2 separate regions of the Homo sapiens genome follow, and region 1 is linked to region 2. A link is an interaction called in ENCODE POLR2A ChIA-PET data of the cell type or tissue named here. Cell type or tissue: CD4-positive, alpha-beta T cell. All regions are shown on one strand. Links, peaks and the distances in the headings refer to the core of each region. The heading gives the core; the rest is flanking DNA.

Evidence for each region. Peaks named below come from ENCODE experiments on the same cell type or tissue, not always from the same donor. Only the 100,000 strongest peaks of a DNase experiment are listed, where the experiment ranks them.
Region 1: POLR2A ChIA-PET joins it to region 2 with 5 read pairs; 3 of 35 experiments call an interaction of 5 or more read pairs at or near these places.

The regions. Positions count from the first base shown.
Region 1 is chr11:108,192,301-108,208,516 of GRCh38, reverse strand. It overlaps NPAT (nuclear protein, coactivator of histone transcription), which reads left to right. Exons shown (of 18, transcript NM_002519.3): 2 at 11,097-11,215; 3 at 14,500-14,560. Among named protein-coding and RNA genes, the nearest start is that of NPAT, 22 kb to the left of the region's middle. In CD4-positive, alpha-beta T cell, for the core only: no CTCF peak of the experiment used is centred there; a DNase peak (open chromatin) is centred at 8,366.
Region 2 is chr11:108,249,227-108,253,640 of GRCh38, reverse strand. ATM (ATM serine/threonine kinase) reads right to left here. Exons shown (of 63, transcript NM_000051.4): 10 at 2,569-2,940; 11 at 1,610-1,804; 12 at 729-824. Among named protein-coding and RNA genes, the nearest start is that of ATM, 28 kb to the right of the region's middle. In CD4-positive, alpha-beta T cell, for the core only: no CTCF peak of the experiment used is centred there; no DNase peak of the experiment used is centred there.

The DNA of each region.
Region 1 (16,216 bases), core at 6,325-10,324, 51 kb after region 2:
TCCTGGGCTCAAGCTATCCTCCCACCTCCACCTCCAGAGCAGCTGGAACTACAGGTGCACACCACCAAGCCCAGCTAATTTCTAAAAACCATAGAGGTGGGTTCTCACTAGGTTTCCCGGGATGGTCTTGAACCCTAGGCTCAAGCGATTCTACCACCTCAGCCTCCCCAAAGTGAGCTACTTCACCCAGCCATGTTATCTTTTTGTGGATTGACCTTTTTTGTCATTATCTTTGTCTCTAGTAACAATATTTGTCTTAATACCTACTTTGAGACAGGTTGAGTATCCCTAATGCAAAAATTCAGAATGCTCCAAAACCAAAACTGTTTGTATACCAACATGACCCTCAAAGGAAATGTTCATTGGAGCATTTCAGATTTTCAGATTAGCGATGCTCAACCAGTAAGTATAATGCAAATGTTCCAAAATCTGAAAGGGAGAACAATCTGAAACACTTCTGGTCCCAAGCATTTCAGATAAGGGATATACTCAACCTGTATTAACATAACAACTTTAAGTCTTACTTGATTACTGGATGGTGTAATCCAGTCATCTTTCCTATCCTTTTACTTTCACCCTGTTTGTGTCTTTGAATCAGTCCAGCACCTGGTGCCAAGACGCCGGCTGCAGCACGGGAGGTGTGGCCAGGGCTGTGTGCTCCACAGGGCAGCAGGAGCTGGGAACAGATGGGTGCCCTGTCCCCTTCCAAGTTGGATGGGCAGGAGCCCTGCCCTCCCAGGTGCAGCTGCAGCTGTGGAGCAGGCATCCCTGCACTCTCGGGGGCCAGGGAAGCCCCCCTTTCCCTGCAGGCTTGGAAGCGCCTACTCCCGCTGCCTGGCCTCTCCCTGCTCCCGGTGCCCACTCCGATTTCAAAGTAAAGTTGAGGCTGAGCCTGCTGCTGTCGGGACCTGGCTGGGTGTGTGCACACTAGGGGCAGCACCAACACACCAGCCTCATGCTGCCTCGGTCCCCCTCTGGACTTTGAGCTCTGATGAGCACATGAGGGAGGCCAAGGGTGAGGCTGAGGGCAACTCGGCATGGGCCTGCCCCTTGGCATGAACAGCCTAAGCACCGTGGGCACCTTGGATGTCAGGTTGATGGTGGCAGGAGGCAGATGGTCTCCTAGGTGGAAAGGGGCAGGCCCCTGGTGAAGCCACACCTTCAAGCCAGAGACAGCTAAAGCCTGGGGGCCAGACTGCAGATCCATGGCCCAGAGTGAGAATTTATGGTGCTTTTTCTGCACCCACCCATGGCTGTCCATGGACCCATCAGCACATACTTACTCCCATTTGAGGTCCATAAAAACCCCAGACTCAGCCAGACTCACAGAGATGTTGGGACTACCAGCTGTGAGAAGGAGCTACTCACTGTGGGTCTCATCTCCACCGAGAACTGGTCACTTGTTGGGACAACCTGCCTGCAGAAAGGAGCTACCCACTGCAGCTCTATTCACTGAGAGTTGGACACTCGTCAGGATGACTTGCCTGCAGAAAGGAGCTACCCACTGTGGGTCTCCTCTCTGTTGAGAGCTGGACACTCATCAGGATGACCTGCCTGCACAGAAAGGCACTGCAGAAAGGAGCTTCCCACTGTGGGTATCCTCTCCACTGAGAGCTGGATACTCGTGGGGACGACCTGCCTACGGAAAGGAGCTACCCACTGCAGGTCTCCTGAGGGCTGTTCTGTCACTCAGTGAAGCTCCTCTCCGCCTTGAGCACCTTCCAGTTGACCGTGAACCTCATTCTTCCTGGACGCAGGATAATAACATGGGACCCACTGAAAGGCGGGACTGAAAGATCTGTAAAACAGGGCTGAAACATGCCCCCTTGCTCACCACGTTGCAGACAATGAGAAGGAAAGAAGAGCTGAGGCCCTTTGGGGAGCCCAGACCTAAGAGCTCCCCAAACCAGGGTTGTGACACCCTCTTTGGGGCTCTGGGATTCTTGATGTCTCCAAGCTTCAGGGTGCCACTACGTTCCCCAGTACCCACAGTGGAAGCCACTGTGGTATGTCTGATCCAGATGCAACCTCACAGGGAGCCAGTGCCTGGATATGCCCGCCCTACTGCATCCAACATGCCTGACTATGCTCGGTGGCTGAGCTCACTCATACACCCCTCACTGCTTCATGCCTGGCTCACCACCAGCAGGCATGGGATTAGGCCCAGTAGCATGAGCCAAACACAGCCTGCTTGGCCAAGTGGGCGGAACAAACCCAGCAGGCCCTAGCAAAACTCAGGCAAAGGCACCACCAGCCACAGAGGTTTCGAACTGGAAAAGCGACACCCTAAGGATCCTGTGACAACAGCATATAGTTGGATCATGTTTTTAAGGTCATATAAATTACACCTTCATACATTATATGCCCATATTGTTGTGTACAGTTATCTTTTTAAGCAGAGTTGGGGAAGAAAGTTTACGTACAACAAACACTTATACTATTTTATTTTTATTTATTTATTTATGTATTTTTGAGACAGGGTCTCGCTCTGTCACCCAGGCTGGAATGCCTTGGCATGATCTCGCCTCACTGCAGCCTCTGCCTCCCCAGTTCAAGAGATTCTCATGTCTCAGCTTCCCAAGTAGCTGAGATTACAGGCGAGTCCCACCACACCTAGCTAATTTTTTTGTATTTTTAGTAGAGATGGGGTTTTGCTGTGTTGGCCAGGTTGGTCTCAAACTCCTGGCCTCAAGTGATCCACCCGTCTAAACCTCTCAAAGTGCTGGGATTACAGGCATGAGCCACTGCACCTAACCTATACTGCTTTATATTATGTTGTTATCAAGTTACTCTCCAGTATCATCTCATTTTAGCCTGAAGGAGTCCCCCTTTAGTATTTCTTACAGGGAAAATCTGCTAGCAACTAATTCTTTTAGTTGTTTATTTGATAACATACAATTTTTAAAGTTTTAGTTTGGAGTCTTGTTAGATATAGAATTCTTCCTTGAGGCTGGCTGTGGTGGCTTACTCCTGTAATCCCAGCACTTTGTGGGGGCCAAGGTGGGAGGATCGCTTGAGGCTAGGAGTTCAAGACCTATCTAGGCAACATATAGTGAGACACCATCTCTATTAAAAATTTTTTCATTTAATTAGCCAGGCATAGTTGTGAGTTCCTGTCATCCCAGCTACCTGGGAGACTGAGGTGGGAGGATCGATTGAGCCCCAGCATTCAAAGCTACAGTGAGCTATAATGGTTCCTCTGCTCTTCAGCCTGGGCAACAGAGTGAAACGCTGTCTCAAAAAGAAAAGAAAATTCTTGGTTGACCTTTTTTTGCTATCAGTTTTTTATCTTTTTTCTTCAACAATCAAAGTAAATATCAAGTCTTTGAATATCATCTCACTACTTCTGGTTTCTGGTGAGAAATCAGCTGTCAGTCTTACTGAGAAACCCTTGTATGTGATGAGTTGTTTCTCACTGCTTTCACGATTTTGTTTGTCTTTGTATTTTCAGTTTGATTATGGTCTGTCTAGGTATGGATCTCTTTTAGTTTATCCTACTTAGAGACTGTTGAGCTACCTTCATGTGTAGATTAAGTTTTTTCTCAAATTTGCACGTTTCTAGACATTATTTCTTCAAATATTCTTTCTGGCATTTCTGTCGTTCTAGGATTTCCATTATGCTTTTGTTGGTAAAATTGATGGCATCCCTTAGGTCTCTGAGACTCTGTTCACTTTTCATCATTCTGGATTTGTTTCCATTCCTCAGATCAAAGGACTGTTACAACTCTGTCTCCTTCGTGCCATCCACAAGGCAGCGAATGATAGGGGGATGTGTTTCAGCTCATTTGTGTTAACAGCTCATTCAGGCCCACTGCCCCACTCTGGCTTGCGGCTCCTGGGCCTGCTTGGCCCTGCCACTGCTTCCTGTCATGTGGGGCGGCTGTCCGCTCCTGGCAGAAGGCAGGAGGGCTACAATGTTATAGCCCCTTTCCCACCGGCAGGTTCTGCAGGTTCGGCAGGTTCGGCAGGTTCCAGGGTTTTGTCCCGCATCTGAGAAGAATGAGATTACATGGACATGAGAGACTGAGCAAGGTGGAAAAGGATTTTTATTGAGCAACAGAACAGCTCTCAACATGAGAGGGTACCCAAAGTGGATAACCCTCTGTGTGATAGGGGTCCCAAAGGTAGGTAACCCCACGTGTTGCTGAGTCCAGGGTTTTTATGGGCTCAGAATGTGGGAGTGCATGTTGAGTGGTCTGTGGGCGGGCATTGGATTGGCCTTAGGCATCGAGGAAGTTTTCATTCTAGTTGTGGACTCTGTCCGGAACTGGCATGCAGTTTTCAGGCTTCAGGCCACCTTTGACTTGAATGTTGGGTTTCACCATGGACCCACCCCTGTCTGCCTGGGAATTTGTCTCTTGCTGCTATCAATCCTCCCTCTGAAGAAGTACATCTAACTGCCATTAGGATAAGGACAATGACCACAATTGCTGCTTTCTGCTGACGGGGTGCTGTTTTGCAAAAACAGCAGTCTGATCTCTCTCAGAGGCCTAAGAGTTCCCAGTAAAAGGGAGCCATCGTCTGAGGCTCCATTTGCATGACCATATGGAGTTTAATGATCTCTAATTGAGAAGAAACAAATTTTACAAGGAGGTTAAATATACATGGACCAAATATGTGTATTATACAAAGAGGAGCTAGAAGGGAAAAATGTAGTCCCAAAGATAACAGAAATAAGGAGCAAAATAGACTAAACATGCTGAAACAATGTTATGGCTAGAGCTGTTTCACCCTAGTGAAAGAAATTAAATCTTGTATGGGGACAGTTAAACTTTAGAAGAAAAATAACTGTTTAGGGGAGTATATAATCCCTTGGGGGTTCAGGATTAAGGGGTCCTTGGCAAAGATGCCTTGTGAGGAACAGAACAAGGGTGAGAAGAGCAAGCCTAGGAGAGACTATAAAGAGGATGTTCATGGTAGGTTAATGACACTTAACCTTTTGTCATTTAGCTTGAGGTCTCTGATTTTTTCACACTGGTACTTCGGGTACTGTTACAGGTCAACAGAGATAATTCCGTCAGTTTTCCCAGGCCTTTACTCGAGTATGATGAATCTAAGAATATTTTCCAGTGACATTTACTGCCATAGGAGTAGAAAGAAGTATGGTATAAGGTCACTCCCAGTGCCGACCTAGAGAGGGAGAGAGGGTAGGAAGTGCCTTTACCCAGTACTATGTCCCCTGGGTTGAATAGAGATGGCCCTAGTTCACAGAATTGGGCCTCTGACAGTTGTTTCAGTTCCTATTGGAAATGGGCCAAAGATGTTATACATGTAATCTAATCAGAGGTTTCTTGGTCTAGCAAGAAATCATTGGTGAGAAAAGGTCGTCTGTACATCATTTCAAAGGGAATTAAACCCAGCTTTGAAGGGGTGTTTCTGACATGTAGTAGGGCTATGGGAAGAAAAGTAATACAGGGCAGATGAGTCTCTCAAGACAGTTTTCTGCGGTACCTTTTGATAATATCATCTGTCTTTTCTCCCTTTCCTGAAGATTGTGGTCTCCTAGCACAATGAAGATAGTATTGTATGCCTACTGCCTTTGAGACCCCCGGGTGACAGCCTCCTTGAAGTAAGGCCCATTATCACTCTGGAGGTGTTTAGGAAGTGCAAAACGAATAATTACATCATTAATTAGTACTTTTATCACCTCAGAGGCTTTCTGTGTCCAACATGGAAATGCTTCTACCCAGTTAGTGAAGATATCTACCCACACTAGGAGGTAGTGGATGCCTCTCGTCTTCTGCATAGGGGTGAAATCTATCTGCCAGTCTTCCCCTGGGTAACCTCCCATTATTTGGGTTCCAGAAGGGAGAAGATGTTGCTTGAGGGGATTATTTCTAAGGCAAGTCTCACAAGCATTAGTGACCTTTTTGACCATTTTTAGCAGATTTTTACCTGAAAACCACATTTGGGCCAATTGATAGGTTTTATGCTTACCTAGGTGGAGGGCTTGCTGAAGGATTTTAAGAACTTTTAAGAACTACCTGGCTGGTAGCTGGTAGATGAAGTTTGCTGTCCTCTGATTGCAGCCATCCCGAGGGCTGAAAGGTGTGTCCCTGAGAGGTGGCCCATTCTATTTCCACAGGAGAATATTGAGGTTTTATTTCTCTTGGAGCCCTCCCAGATCAGAGGGGCCTCAAGTGGATCAGAAATCTGGGGCCCTCTTGCTGCCGACTTAGCTGCTTGGTCTGCCACCTTAGTTCCCTCAGCTATTTCATCTGTTCACTTTTGGTGGCCTTTACAATGTAATATTGCCACTTCCCATGGAAGGAAAACTGAGGATAATGATATCTTAATTTCCTGGTGGTATGAGAGACCTATTAGCTGTGAGGAAGTCCCTTTCTTTCCAGATAGTGGCATGGGCAGGGAGGACTAGGAAAGTATACTTAGAATCAGTATAAATGTTAACTGCTTTCCCTTTGCTTTATTCAAGCACCTTTGTGAGGGCAGTTACCTCAGCTAGTTGATCACTTGTGCCTGAGGAGAGAGGCATGCTATCAATAATATCATTTAGGGTGACTATTGCATACCCTGCTTTATGGATCCCTTATTCCACAAAAGAACTTCCATCTGTAAAGAGAGTCCAGTCTGGGTTCTCTAAGGAGGTTTCTTCAAGGTCCTCTCTGACCGCATAGGTTTGCACTACTATCTGTTCATAGTCATGTTCAAGCTCCCCAGCTTTCTCTGGGAGGAAAGTTGCTGGGTTTAGGGAAGGACAGATTCTTAACTGCAGATCTCTCTAATAGCACAGCTTAATATTTGAGGAGATGGTCATCCACTACCCAGAGCCTCCCCTTAGAGAACAGCAGTCCTGCCACATTATGTGGAGTATAAATGGTTACGTTATACCCCATGGTCACCTTAGTGGCCTCTGGTACTGACAAGGTTACTGCTGTGACTGCCCGGAGGCAGGCTGGCCATCCTTTAGCTACCAAATTCAGCTCCTTGCTTAGGTAACCTACAGGTTTCTGGGCTGGACCTTGGGCCTGAGTTGGAACTCCCTGGGCCATTCCTTTCCTTTCTGATACATAAAGATTGAATGTCTTCCCTATGGGAAGACTAAGGGCTGGTGCCTCAAGCAAGGCTTGTTTCAGTTGGTCAAAGGTCCTTTTAGCCTCTGGTTCCCAAATTAGGGAGTGAGTCTTAGTTGCCTGAGTCTCCTTTATTATGTGATATAAGGGACAAACTATTTCACCATACCCAGGTATCCATAGTCCTGTAATCCCCAAGAATCCTCTCAGTTGCTTGAGGGTTTTGGGGAGAGGAAAAGAGGAGATGGACTTAATTCTTTCTTCACCTAGTTCCCTGGTCCCCTCTGACAAGACTAGACCTAGGTACTTCACTGAAGTCTGACAGAGCTGAGCCTTAGATTTTGAGACCTTATATCCTCTGTTAGCCAGAAAATTAAGACAAGCCTTACTGTCCTCCTGAGACTTCCTCAATTGGAACGCAAAGGAGAATGTCATCTACATATTGTAAAACTTTCACCTGAGGATAAAGGAACTGCCCAAACAGCTGGGGGCTGTCTTAGAATCCCTGCGGTAACACCATCCAGGTTAGCTTTGTGGTCTGGTTGGATGGATCTTTGAATGCAAATAAATACTGGCAGTTGGGGTGTAATGGTATGCAGAAAAAGATGTCTTTTAGGTTCAGGACTGTGAACCATTTAGTTCCCTCAAGTATTTGAGTTAGTAGGGTATAGGGATTGGGAACCACCATATGGATTGGAACCACAGCCTCATTAATGAGGCAGAGGTCTTGGACCAGTCTCCTTCCTTTGTTGGGTTTTTGTACATCCAATATCAGAGTATTACAAGGGCTGTTGCAGGGTTTAAGGAAGCCCTGCATCCTTGAGTTATCAGTGATGGCTTCTAGCCCTTTCCTAACTTCTGGTTTTAGGGGATATTGTCTCTGGTTAGAGAAGGAGGTGGGATCCTTAAGGTGGACCTAGACCAGTATGGCAGTTGTGGCTGCACCAATTTTCCTTTCAGTTGCCCAGACTTCTGGGTTAATTAATATTGGTCTGCACTAGGGTGAGACAAAGAGTCTGTCCTGGAGCCATAAGGATGATGGGTCCCGTACCAGCTAAAATAGCCCTGCCTAGCAGAGGAGTTGGGCTTTCAGGCATGATTTAAAAGGCATGGGTAAACAAAAGGTCCCCTCAACTATAACTAAGGGGTTGGGAAAAATATCAGATTAAAGGCTTTCCTGAGACATCCCTCACAGTCACACTAAGAAAGGAAGGGGAGGCCTGGCCTAATAAGTTGCCTCCCAAGAGGGAAAAAAATCAGTCTCTTACATAGCAAAGCTCCCTGTAGTCATAGGACTGTGCTGACTCCTGACATGATTGCGGGGGCGGAAACAACTTAAACGCAGGTAGGGGAAGTTGCCTGAGGGAAATAACCTCTTGCCCAATGCAAATGGATTCCTTCAACAGGGGAAAGAAAACTCTCAGTCATTGCATCCTTCTTGCTTCTAAGAACAGACAAAAACCAAGTTGTTCTGAATTACACTGCTGATGACTAAGCAAAATGCTCATTCCACTCAATAATATTATCACTGTGGTTTGCAGCAACACCCTTAACGTTGTGTATGAAGAAGAGATAGGAGCCAGGAAGAGAGAAAGAAAATGCTATAGGAAAGACTGGAGGTCTTGACTGACACCCGAACGGGCTGTTGGGGATTGGGGCCAGTCCAGGAGCCTTCAGGTAACACTGAGGTGTAGCCTCAGCCAGATGCCTTCAGTTGCCCGAGGACCTTATTCCGATCCTATGCATTGGCTAGACCTCTGTGAAGGGAGACTGGATTGAAACAAAGCCAACATTCCCAGTACCCGAGGGTGATGGCAGAGGCTTGACAAAATCTTCCCCAGCAAGCCTGTCCTTTGCAGCTGTGCCATTCGCTCTTAACTGGCTGACAGAGGCCCAGTGCTTCATCCGTTTTTGGAAAAAAAATGTGAAGGCAAGAAGCCTCAGAAATGAAAGTGTAAGAGGTCCACTCTTACCCTTGCACAGATCCCAGACAAGCCTCCAGAAATGACACAGGATCCATTCAGTGCCGCTATGCTGTCCAGCATCTCTGTGGCCTGTGGCGCGCCTGCCTGGGCCTCGCTCGCCTCTAGGCTCATTGCTGGGCCCTCTCTGCCCACTTGACCCAGCAGACTGCTTCTGGCCCGGATTCCATGCCCACTGCAGCTCTGCATTAAGCCCCGCAGCTGGTCCAGTTGTGCCATGATTGTCTTCCACCTTGGGAGCCGGCGTCTGGGTGAGGGTGACACAGCAGCGCCCAAAAACTTGGAGATACCAGCAACCACAGAGCCCCAGCTGTTGCCCAGGGAGTTCTGAGGTCTGAGCCCCCAAGGACCGTTACAACTCTGTCTCCTTCCCACCGCCCACAGCATGGCAAACGGAGGTGGCAGGGGAGCGCATGTTTCAGCTCGTTTGTGTTACAGCTCATTCCGTCCCTCTACCCTGCTTCAGTCTGCTTCAGTCCTGGGCTGGCCCAGCCCCACTCCTGCTTCCTGTTGGGTAGCTGCCCAGTGCCAGCGGAGGGCTGAAGGGCTACAATGTTAAGAGTTCCTTTCACACCCACCATTCAGCAGGTTCTGAGATCTTGTCCTGCGTTTAAGAAGAATGAGGTTATGTGGACACTGGGGAGTGAGCAAGGTGGAAGAGGGTTTTCTTGAGCAACAAAACAGCTCTCGACACGAGAGGGGACCCAACGTGAGTAGAGCTCCATGTGAGAGGGGATTCCAAAGGCAGGTAGTCCCCATGTGTGGTTGAGTCTGAGGTTTTCATGGGCTCAGAATGGAGGTTTTTATGGGCTCAGAGTGCAGGCTGATTGGTCCATGGGTGAACCTGGAAAAAGCACCATTTGATTGGCTAAAAGACATCTAGGAAGTTCTCACTCTGGTCATGGGCTCTACACAGAACTGGCAGTCCAGTTTTCAGGCTTCAGACTGTCTTTGGCTTGAAAGTTGTCGGGTTTCACCGGGTACCCTACCCGTCTGCTTGGGAGTTTGTCTCCTGCTCTTATCAACTGTATTTCTTTATTCATATTTTCTATGTTGTGAGAGATTATTCTCATAATTTTCTAGACGTGGATTCCTTTAGTTTTTCCAACTTATTTAAAATTGCTTATTTAAAGTCTCAAGTCTAATGTCTGGATTTCCCTAGGCAGATTTTTGGTTTTTTGACTCTGTATGATCCATACTTCCTTATTTCTCTGCATATCTCATAATATTTTGTGGAAAATAGGATGTTTTAAATAATATAATGTGACAACTCTTGAGATTAGATTTTTCTTCTTCCATGTTTGTTGTTGTCTTAGCTGTTGCTGTTTGTCTAGTGAGTTTGCTGAACTAATTTTATGCAGTCTATATTCTGTGAAGAGTTGATACTCTGATTGGATGATGATTTCCTTAACTACTGGGAGCAAATTAATATCCCATTGTTTGCCAAGGGGGTCTGTGTGTGCTTTGGGGCATGCTTTAGTTCAGCCAAGCAGTTGACCCACTCTGCCTTAGCCTTCCTTCACTAGTTAAGGTTGATGTTCTTGTTGGAATTGATAATGCTTTGATTCCCAAAGGGCATAAATTAAGAATTAAGGGAGTTCCTGTCTCAACTTTCATGCAGAGTAGGTCTTCTGTTCATTCTTTTTATAAATCATTTGGCAAATAAATGAAGTATACAAATACATAGCAGTGTTGTGAGAACATAGTTTTCTGATAACGCAGTAAGTGAATTTATACCATCAACTGACTTGGTCTTTATGGAAGTTATGCAGTAGAGGGACATAGTTATTTATCATTAATTTATTGGTTCTCCTGTAAGTACTGTGAAGTAATTATACTTTGTTAAACACTTTATTTTACTAGTTTAGCTAGAATTGTTTCTTGTGAAAGGGCCACCTGTTCTATGAACTGTACTTTGTATTGCAGCACAACCTGGTGTTTCTGTTCAAGGCTGCCAAACACTAGAGCATTCCACCTAAGGTTTCAATTGTGACATCAGTACATGCTACAGCATTTTCAATAGCAGTTTTAACCAAAAGTACAGAATTTAGTATAAGTACCTAAACTTTTATTTTTTATTTAGGTTACTTACAGCAAGAAAACCTCATTTCTACCTGCCAGACTTTTATTTTGGAAAGTTCAGATTTAAAAGAATATGCAGAACATTGTACAGATGAAGGGTTTATTCCAGCCTGCTTACTGGTGAGTTATTTGTTCCTTAAGGGAAATATTTCATCAACACAAGAGACTAAAAACATAGTCATAAAATCAGCTTATCAGAAAAAAAAAATTGAAATTGGCAGAAATTTGGTGGTTTATATTCATGCATGACTGGTAAGACCCAAAGAAGACCAGCTTTTCTTTTTACAAATTTATGCCAAAACTATTAAATGAATTACAACTTTGACTCCGAGAGTTAGTTTCAAAATGACACCCTCGTTTCTGATTAGTTTCGCTGCTGCTGTCTCCAAGCCTTTTTTTTTCTTCCTGACCTGTATCTGGCTGCTCCTTTTAGACAAATATAAAACAGATATTTTGATATATTATTGTCATCTCTTTTGTTAAATATCACTAGACCAACAAACCATCATTTGGTACATAGTGGATACCTTCCAGAACTACATCATTTCACATGGTGTTTGCCATTTTATTTTAATCATGGCTCCTTAAAGGCTATCACAGATAACATGAATGTCTGCTTAGGAAACTGAAAATGATGCAAAACTAAAGTTAAGCAGGGTCATAGAATACAGAATATACACAAATCCATTATATTCCGTATGCCTGCAATGAACAATTGGATTTTGAAAATACCCGTTTATAATAGCAACAAACAAACAAACAAAATGCTTAGAGATAATCTAACAAAATATGTGTGAAATCCAAATGCTCAAAATTGCCTGAGATCTAAGGCCTGAATAAAAGGAGAATTGTATTGTGTGTACAAATTGAGAGACTCAATATTGTTAAGGTGTTAGTTCCTCCCAATTTAATTATAGATTTTTCACAGTCAAAATGCCTGCAAGCATTTTTATAGATAACACAAAGCTGAATTCTAAGTTTTAAATGGAAAAGAAACTAGAATAGCCTAAACAGTTTCTGAAAAAGAACAACTTGGAGGACTCACATTACCAGACTTCAAGACTTACTAAAAAACTATGATAATCGAGATGAAGGGGCATTTTTGATAGTTTAGGCATGTGGAACCACATACAAGTCCATGTAGAGACCCACACATCTGATTTTGACAAAGGATTAAAGACAATTCATTGCAGAAAGGATGGTCTTATCAACAAATGTTGCTGGAACACTCAGACATCCATATGTAGAAAAAGAACCTCTACAAATACCTCATACCTTATGCAAAAATTAACCAAAATGGATCAGAATGTAAAACACAGGACCGTAAGACTTCTAAATGAAAACATAAGAAAAAAATTGTGCAAAGTTGGATTTGACAGTGAGTTTTATATATGACACCAAAAGCATGGGCTATAAAGGCAAAAATTAGGCAAATTCAACTTTATAAAAAATTAAAAACTTGCTCTACAAGAGGCACGTTAGAAGAAATAGGCTGGGCCAGACCCAATGGCTCATGCCTATAATCCCAGCACTTTGGGAGGCCCAGGCAAGAGGATTGCTTGAACTCAGGAGTTCTGTACCAGCCTGGGCAACATAGTGAGACCTCATCTCTAGAAAACAATTTTTAAAAATTAGCCAGGTATAGTGGTGCACTTAGTCCCAGCTGCTTGGGAGGATGAGGCTGGAGGATTGCATGAGCCCAGGAGGTCAGGGCTGTTGTGAGCCACAACTGCACGGCTGCACTTCAGCCTGGGTGACAGAGTAAAACCCTGTCCCAAAAAAAAAAGGCTGGGTGAAAATATTTATATCTTACATGTCTGATAAAGGGTTTGTACCCAGAACATATGTATAGAATTCTTAAAACTTAACAACAAAAACCAAACAATTTTTTAAGTGGATAAGAGATCTGAAGATACTTTACCAAAGAAAATATACAGATGGCAATAAGCATATGAAAAGATCTTCCATATCATTAGTCATTAAGAAAATGCAAATTAATACCCCAGTGAGATACTAATTCCTGTTAGAATGGCTAAAATAAGAAAACAGGTTTAAAAACTGGCAAGTCCTTCACCACAAATATGCAGAGCAGCAGGAACTCTTGTTTCTTACTGGTAAGAATTAAAAGTCATACAGTGGCTTTTGAAAACAGTTTGACATGATTATGACATGATTATATGATTATGCATGTACTCCTCATGTGAACCAACACTCACATTACCCAAATCAATTGGAAAACTTGTTCTCACAGAAAAACCTAGACACTGGTGTTTGCTTATAGTGGCTAAAAACTGAAAACAGGCTAAGTGTGGTGGCTCACACCTGTAATCCCAGCACTTTGGGAGGCCAAGGCGAGTGGATAGCGAGGTCAAGAGTTCAAGACCATCCTGGCCAAGATAGTGAAACCCCATCTCTACTAAAAATACAAAAATTAGCTGGGCATGATGGCGTGCGCCTGTAGTCCCAGCTACTCGGGAGGCTGAGACAGGAGAATCGCTTGAACCCAGGAGACAGAGGTTTTGGTGAGCCGAGATTGTGCCACTGCACTCCAGCCTGGGCAACAGAGCAAGACTCCATCTCAAAAAAAAAAAAAAAATACTGAAAACAGGCCAGGCGTGATGGCTCACACCTTTAATCCCAGCACTGTGGGAGGCTGAGGTAGGAACATGGCTTGAAGCCAGGAGTTCGAGGCTATAGTAAGCTGTGAGCAGCCACTGTACTCCAGCCTGTGTGACAGAGCAAGACCCTGTCTCTAAAAAATAAAAATAAATTTTAAAAACTGGTGACAACGAAGATGTCTTTCAAAAATTGACAAACTCTGATGTGTTCATAACAGCAATACTCCACTACTCAGCAATAGAAAGCAACATGCTATTGATTCACACAATAACGTGGATGAATATTAAATAAATCCTTCTGATTTCTTCTAAATTAACAATTCTGAACAAATAACAAATTGTAGATAGTGGGAGCCAGATTTCTCACTGTGTGAGGAAGAAGATACAAATAAACATAATAATGAAACCAGTGGTGTTGGGTTATAGTCTGAGATATTGGTATGACACTGTAGTTATTTTAATATATATATATACAGCTAGATGATACAAATGCTTGTGTATATGCATTTGTACATGTATGTATAGCTGTCTGCTGAGAGGGTCTGGAAGCAGTGATACCCAAGTAGCTATAATGTCCTAGTCAAACAGGCAAGATTCTTTAGAAGCTTGGATGCAAACCCTAATTTCAGTGGCTATTTTCATTTTCGATTACCTGCTTCTTTACCCTTTCCTCATCGCTACTCTGCAGTCAGATCTTTTATTAAGTTGAATGGTAGAATCTTTTCTTGTGAGAAATTATTGGTAGTATTATACAATTTTGGTAATATTTGATCTTTTTCTTTTCAGTCCTTATTTGGAAAAAACTTGACAACAATTTTAAATGAGTATGTAGCTATGAAAACAAAAGGTAAGAGTTCTGATTTGGAGTTTTTTTGCTGATGTATACAATATTTATCTACTTGATTTAGTTAAAAATGATTTCTAAAGGTTATTAATGTCTCATAAAAGCCTTGAAAAAACTTGTCCCTGTTGTAATGAGATAAATTTTTCTGGGACACATCTAATTTGTTTGTGGGTTTTGGTTTTTTGTTTTGTTTTGTTTTTTTGGTTGTTGTTTTTTGTTTTTTTGGTTTTTTTTGAGACGGAGTTTCAATCTTGTTGCCCAGGCTGGAGTGCAGTGGCGTAATCTCAGCTCACTGCAACCTCCAGCTCCTGGATTCAAGCGATTCTCCTCAGTCAGCCTCCCAAGTAGCTGAGAATACAGGCATGCGCCACCATGCCCGGCTAATTTTGTATTTTTAGTAGAGCCAGGGTTTCTCCATGTTGGTCAGGCTGGTCTCGAACTCCCGACCTCAGGTGATCCACCCACCTCGGCCTCCCAAAGTGCTGGGATTACAGGTGTGAGCCACTGCCCCCAGCCATTTGTTTGTGTTTACATTGAGTGGTACATAAATTGCAACAATCTTTATGTTAGCAAAAATAACCCAAAAACTACCTTTAAAAAATATGTAAAATAAAACTCTTACCTCTGTGTTATCTACACTGATAAACAGACATCACTATGTGTTAAAAAGTTTTAAACTGACATTTTAATTTTAATTCTATGTAGTCTAAGTCTGAACACAGAAGCCAGTCATACACTGGCTTATAGTTACTAGAATATAAAATTCTACTTGCCTAAATTAAGGATGTTTTAGAGGGAAAGTTTTGACTGCTTATTCTCTAATATTGATTATTTTCAATAGCTTACAACATTAACAAAACAATTAGCACTAAAGAATTCGCATAAGATGATAACAAAGGAAAAGAAGCTTGACATTTTTTGACATTGTCTGTGTATAAGCATTGTGCTACGTGCTTTCATATGTTTTTTTTCTCATTTAGTCTTTTCTTTGTTTGTTTTTTTTTTGAGACGGGAGTCTCGCTCTGTTGCCCAGGCTGGAGTGCAATGGCGCGATCTCGGCTCACCGCAACCTCCGTCTCCCGGGTTCAAGCAGTTCTCCTGTCTCAGTCTCCCGAGTAGCTGGGACTATAGGCGCACGCCACCATGCCCAGCTAATATTTGTGTTTTTAGTAGAGACAGGGTTTCACTATGTTGGCCAGGTTGGTCTCAAACTCCTGACCTCATGATCTGCCCACCTCAGCCTCCCAAAGTGCTGGGATTACAGGCGTGAGCCACCATGCCCGGCCTCTCATTTAGTCTTTAGAATAACCCAGTGAGAGAGATTGTTTAAAGCCATTTTTAAATATGAGAAAATTGAGGATTAAATTTCCACACTTATAAGGAATTTGCATAACCTTTATGATAATTATTATAAGACAGATTACTTTAATTCACTTTCATATGTCACATGATATCAGATAGAACAAAGATCAAAAAATTGTTTCTCCTTTTTTTAATAAAATGAAGGTGTAAAATTATTGGCCAAAAAATGCTTCAGAGATTTTACAGATGTCCATTTCTACTCATATTGTATCTGATACTCAGTGGCTTTAGAAGAGAAAGCAACCGCATTATAGCTTTGCAAGCTATTTTACAACATAGATTTATTTCTCATTTTCC
Region 2 (4,414 bases), core at 415-4,414:
CCTACTTATATCAAATGTCATTATTCAGTAGCAAATTTTACTAATAGATAGAGAAAAAATACAAGTTACAATCTCAAAGGCAAATTCAGAAAGTATTTTTAAAAACACCAGATATAAATGTTAAGCATAACATTGTCTGCAAACATATCCCTTTTTTCACCAAGCAGAGGAAGTAAAGAGCATAGGTTTAAAAACCTTTAACATCTGGTATAGGTAAGCAGTTACGCATCCTTTTGCCCTCTTGAGGGAGATAAGGAATGTTTGTGCCAGTGAGTCATTTTCAGTCACAGCAATACAATCTAAGTCTCTTGAGTCAATCAACTAAACTCAGGTTTAGATTTATTTTTGTTTTCAATTATCATTAGTTTTTAAAGCTAACAAATAGTCAAATCATAGTTGATGTACAGAAATGGGTAACATCTTTAAGAACTTATTTCATATAAATTTTATATTCTTAATTTCCCAGCATAACCATTCAGTTTTTCTCATTGGCACTTGTCACATATTATACTATACAGCATTAAAAAATAGTAAGCTTGGTCTAATGTTATATAACATAGATTACAATCACTGAATTAAAACAACCTCTTCCCTGGCTAACAGTTGCAATTTTTTTGGACCAATTTAGTTTACAATTATTAAGATGCAGCTACTACCCAGCTAAAATTATCATCTTTGTAATTAAAGCTATAGCTTAAAATGATAAAGAGCATTATTAGATAACATACCATTCTGGCACGCTTTGGAAAAAATTCATTGCAGCTTTACAGTTTTTCATAGTGAGACTCACAAGAATTTTCTCCAGTACAAGATGAGGAAAATTACTACAAAGAAAAACAAAAAGCTTCACTTAGAAGACCAAAAGCCATGTAAAGAATACTTTAAACTTTAACATCCATGTTTAGCTATAAATCTTGACTTCTAAAATTTGGATCCTAGATTAAAATTGCTTTCATCTATACTAAATTTCTTAATATCTAAAAGGACAATTTAAGGAGGACAACCATTGTTATTATCATTTCCAATACTGTTTAGAAACAGCATGTTTAACATTATTTCTGAAATAAATAAAAGGTTGTAAAATTAAAGCAAAAGTACTTTAATTGGATCCATTCGGAGGTCTGCTCTCCAATCATTTGGTTCCAATTACCAATCTGTGGAAAGGTTAAGTGGACGAGGGACTCCATTCCTTTATCCTAGTGCTTACATCCTGTTTTGTCTTCCTCGTTTCCTCACCTCATTCATAAAACATCTTTTACCCAAAAGACACTCCCATTATGAGAAAGGATCCAGGATCTACATGACTCAAATATATGGACTTACTTATTTAAAAAATCAGAAAGGAACACATAAATGCTCAAAGAATTATATGTGCATTTTTCATGCACATCCCCCATATTCTCACAGTGAGACAACCCTTTATTTCAGAAGCAATCAGGCATAAAGACACAGATAACTGTAAAAACAAACATAATATTTAATAATTAAGGTTAGATCTGGGAAATTCTGCATTATTATTATAAAATAAAGCCATCTGGCATCAAATAAGTGGAGAGAGCCTGATAAAACAAACAAAAAAAACAGCAGCATGCTAATGAACTTAAATTACCTGTGAAGAATTGGAGGCACTTCTGTGCTATTTTCTAAGTCACCCTCTAACTGATAGAATAAGAGCCATTTCATTATTGATTCCTTTAAAGAAAAGCTTCTATTTACTTCACACATATTTTGCTCTATTCCCATTTTTACCGTTCCTGGAACTATACTGGTGGTCAGTGCCAAAGTCAAACAGCATACTGCAGGACTATAACAAAACAAAGGACAATTGTGAAAAGCAAGCTATTGGAGGGGCAAAGACTTTATCTATCAGGACAGTGCCTGGCACATACATTTAGTTAAGGTGACTAAATGAACATAAAAACTGTTAAAAGTCTGATTACATTTGGGAAGATTCTTGATTAAAAAATAGCTCGTTTATTAACAGTGCATAGTACTACAATTTAAACATGGCTATTTAATAAATAATGATAAATTGCACATAAAAGAAATTTAAACTCTTCATAATTCTTTAAAGAAAGTCTTTTGGATACACGTATACAATTAGAAGGAATAAGACCTGGTGTCCGATACATCAGTAGGGTGACTACGGTTAACATTAATCTATTGTACATTTCCAAACAGCAAGAAGAGAATAATTCAAACGTTCCTAGCATGAAGAAAAGATACGTAGGGTGCTGATATCCCATCACCCTACATGAGTGTGTCATATGAGTGTGTCAAATTATCACATGTACCTTGATAATATATAACTCTATTATAGATCAATTAAAAATTTTTTAACTAAAAAAGAAATTCCTTAACATTAGTCTTTAATAATTTGTCAACATTTGAAACTAAATTCACTTATGCATTTATTAAGTCTTCTCGGCCAAACAAGAAAAGCATCTGAAATAGAATTTGACATCTTTAACTGAAGTAACAAACTATGAAAATGATCAGGGATATGTGAGTGTGTGTGTGTCTGTGTGTGTTTATCTGTAAGTCAGACATAATGCATGCTGAACTTACCATGAAGGTCTGCAGGCTGACCCAGTAAATAACTTCCAGAATTCTCTGTCAACCTCAACTAAACTACCCTGAATTATGGCTCCAAGTAAGCCAAAGTTTTCAGCTTGTATTTGCTCAGAACTTATACCACGAAAGGTAATACACCAAATTTTATTCCAGAGTTTTAATAAATCTGACTTTTGTGAGCTTTCTAGGTTTGACCTCTTGTCTTGACACAATGCAACTTCCGTAAGGCATCGTAACACATATGGTGTACGTTCCCCATGTCGCTGTTGGGGTAGAAGCTGAGATAGTATCATCAGTAATGGAGACAGCTCACAGTTAGGTAAACTTGCAGGATACTTTGATATTAATTGGGTTGCAATCTGTAGCCTAAAAAAAAAAAAAAAGGATAATTTGAAAACTATTCCATCACATTAACAAACTAAAAGGAAATATATAGACATGGTACTCTTACAATATCCTAATTAGAGAATCACCATCATTTCCATAGTACTCTAAAAATAAACTGGCTGTTAATAGTTACTATGTCCTACTTCCTAAATTGGCAGGAAAATTGTCAACGTTTGGCTAGCTGGGTAAGCTGTTAAGTTTCCCTTAAACAAATATTTTAAAGGATATTAAATTAGCAATATTTGGGCCAGGTGGTTTCCCAGCACTTTGGGAGGCCAAGGCAGGCAGATCACGAGGTTAGGAGTTTGAGACCAGCCTGGCCAACATGGTGAAACCCAGTCTCTACTAAAAATACAAAAATTAGCCGGGCATGGTGGCACATGCCTGGAATCCCAGCTACTCAGGACGCTGAGGCAGGATAACTGCTTGAACCTGGGAGGTGGAGGTTGTAGTGAGCCAAGATTGTGCCACTGCACTCCAGCCTGGGTGACAGAGTGAGCCTCCGTCTCAGAAAATATATATATATATATATATATATTTAGCAATATTTTATTTCTGAGTTATCTTGTACATCCTTGCTCTTTAGTCACCAAACGATTCCTCTAAAACAGGAAAACAAAGAAACCCAAAAAACTGTTTTTCCTTTACATTAATTCAGTTAATCCAATAAACATTTGCTGTGTATTCTCTAGAATGTGTGATACTTAAGAATAGGAGTCTTATGTTATTCATCTCTGTATATCTAACGCTTAGCCCATAACAGGTGTTCAATAAATTACTCTTGACTAAAAGGACAAATTAAGAATCTTAAATAGCTACTCTTAACTATATAAAAATGAGCTTAAGCAATAGGTATCTAAATCAATATGCTTTTCCCCAGAAGTCACTTACACTTAAACATTCCATCAACATGGTAATCAAAAGAGCACTGATCACGAGTTTGACTATAATCTATAAATCTCTGTCCCTACAGAAGTTGCTTAACCTCTCTGGGTTTCAGTTTCTTTTCAGTAAAGCAAACAGGCTGAACTAGATAAATTCTAAACATCCTTACCAGATCTAATATTTTGGGATTCCAAAGTATCCATAATTTATTTGATTACTTAAATATATGTGAACGTTACATGAGAATAAAGAAGATAGAAAATAAGAGAAAATAACTTTTTATCATGGCATAAGGTCAAAATTATTCTGTGATTTCTTAAGATTATCTTTAACTTCTTCCTAATTCTATTAGAAGGTGCTACGTATGCTAAAATCTATTGTTGAAGCGTACAATTCAGTGAATTCCATGAGGTGCACACTTCTAATTGCCTATCAGAGAGCCAGTCCTCCTTCTTAACTTGCTATGACAATATGATTAAAATAGGTGGCCCTGCACTTGGCCCAAGCAAATGAGCCATTAATGATTGATCTCATTTGTCATGGCAATCACATATCCCTTTGCTAGTAA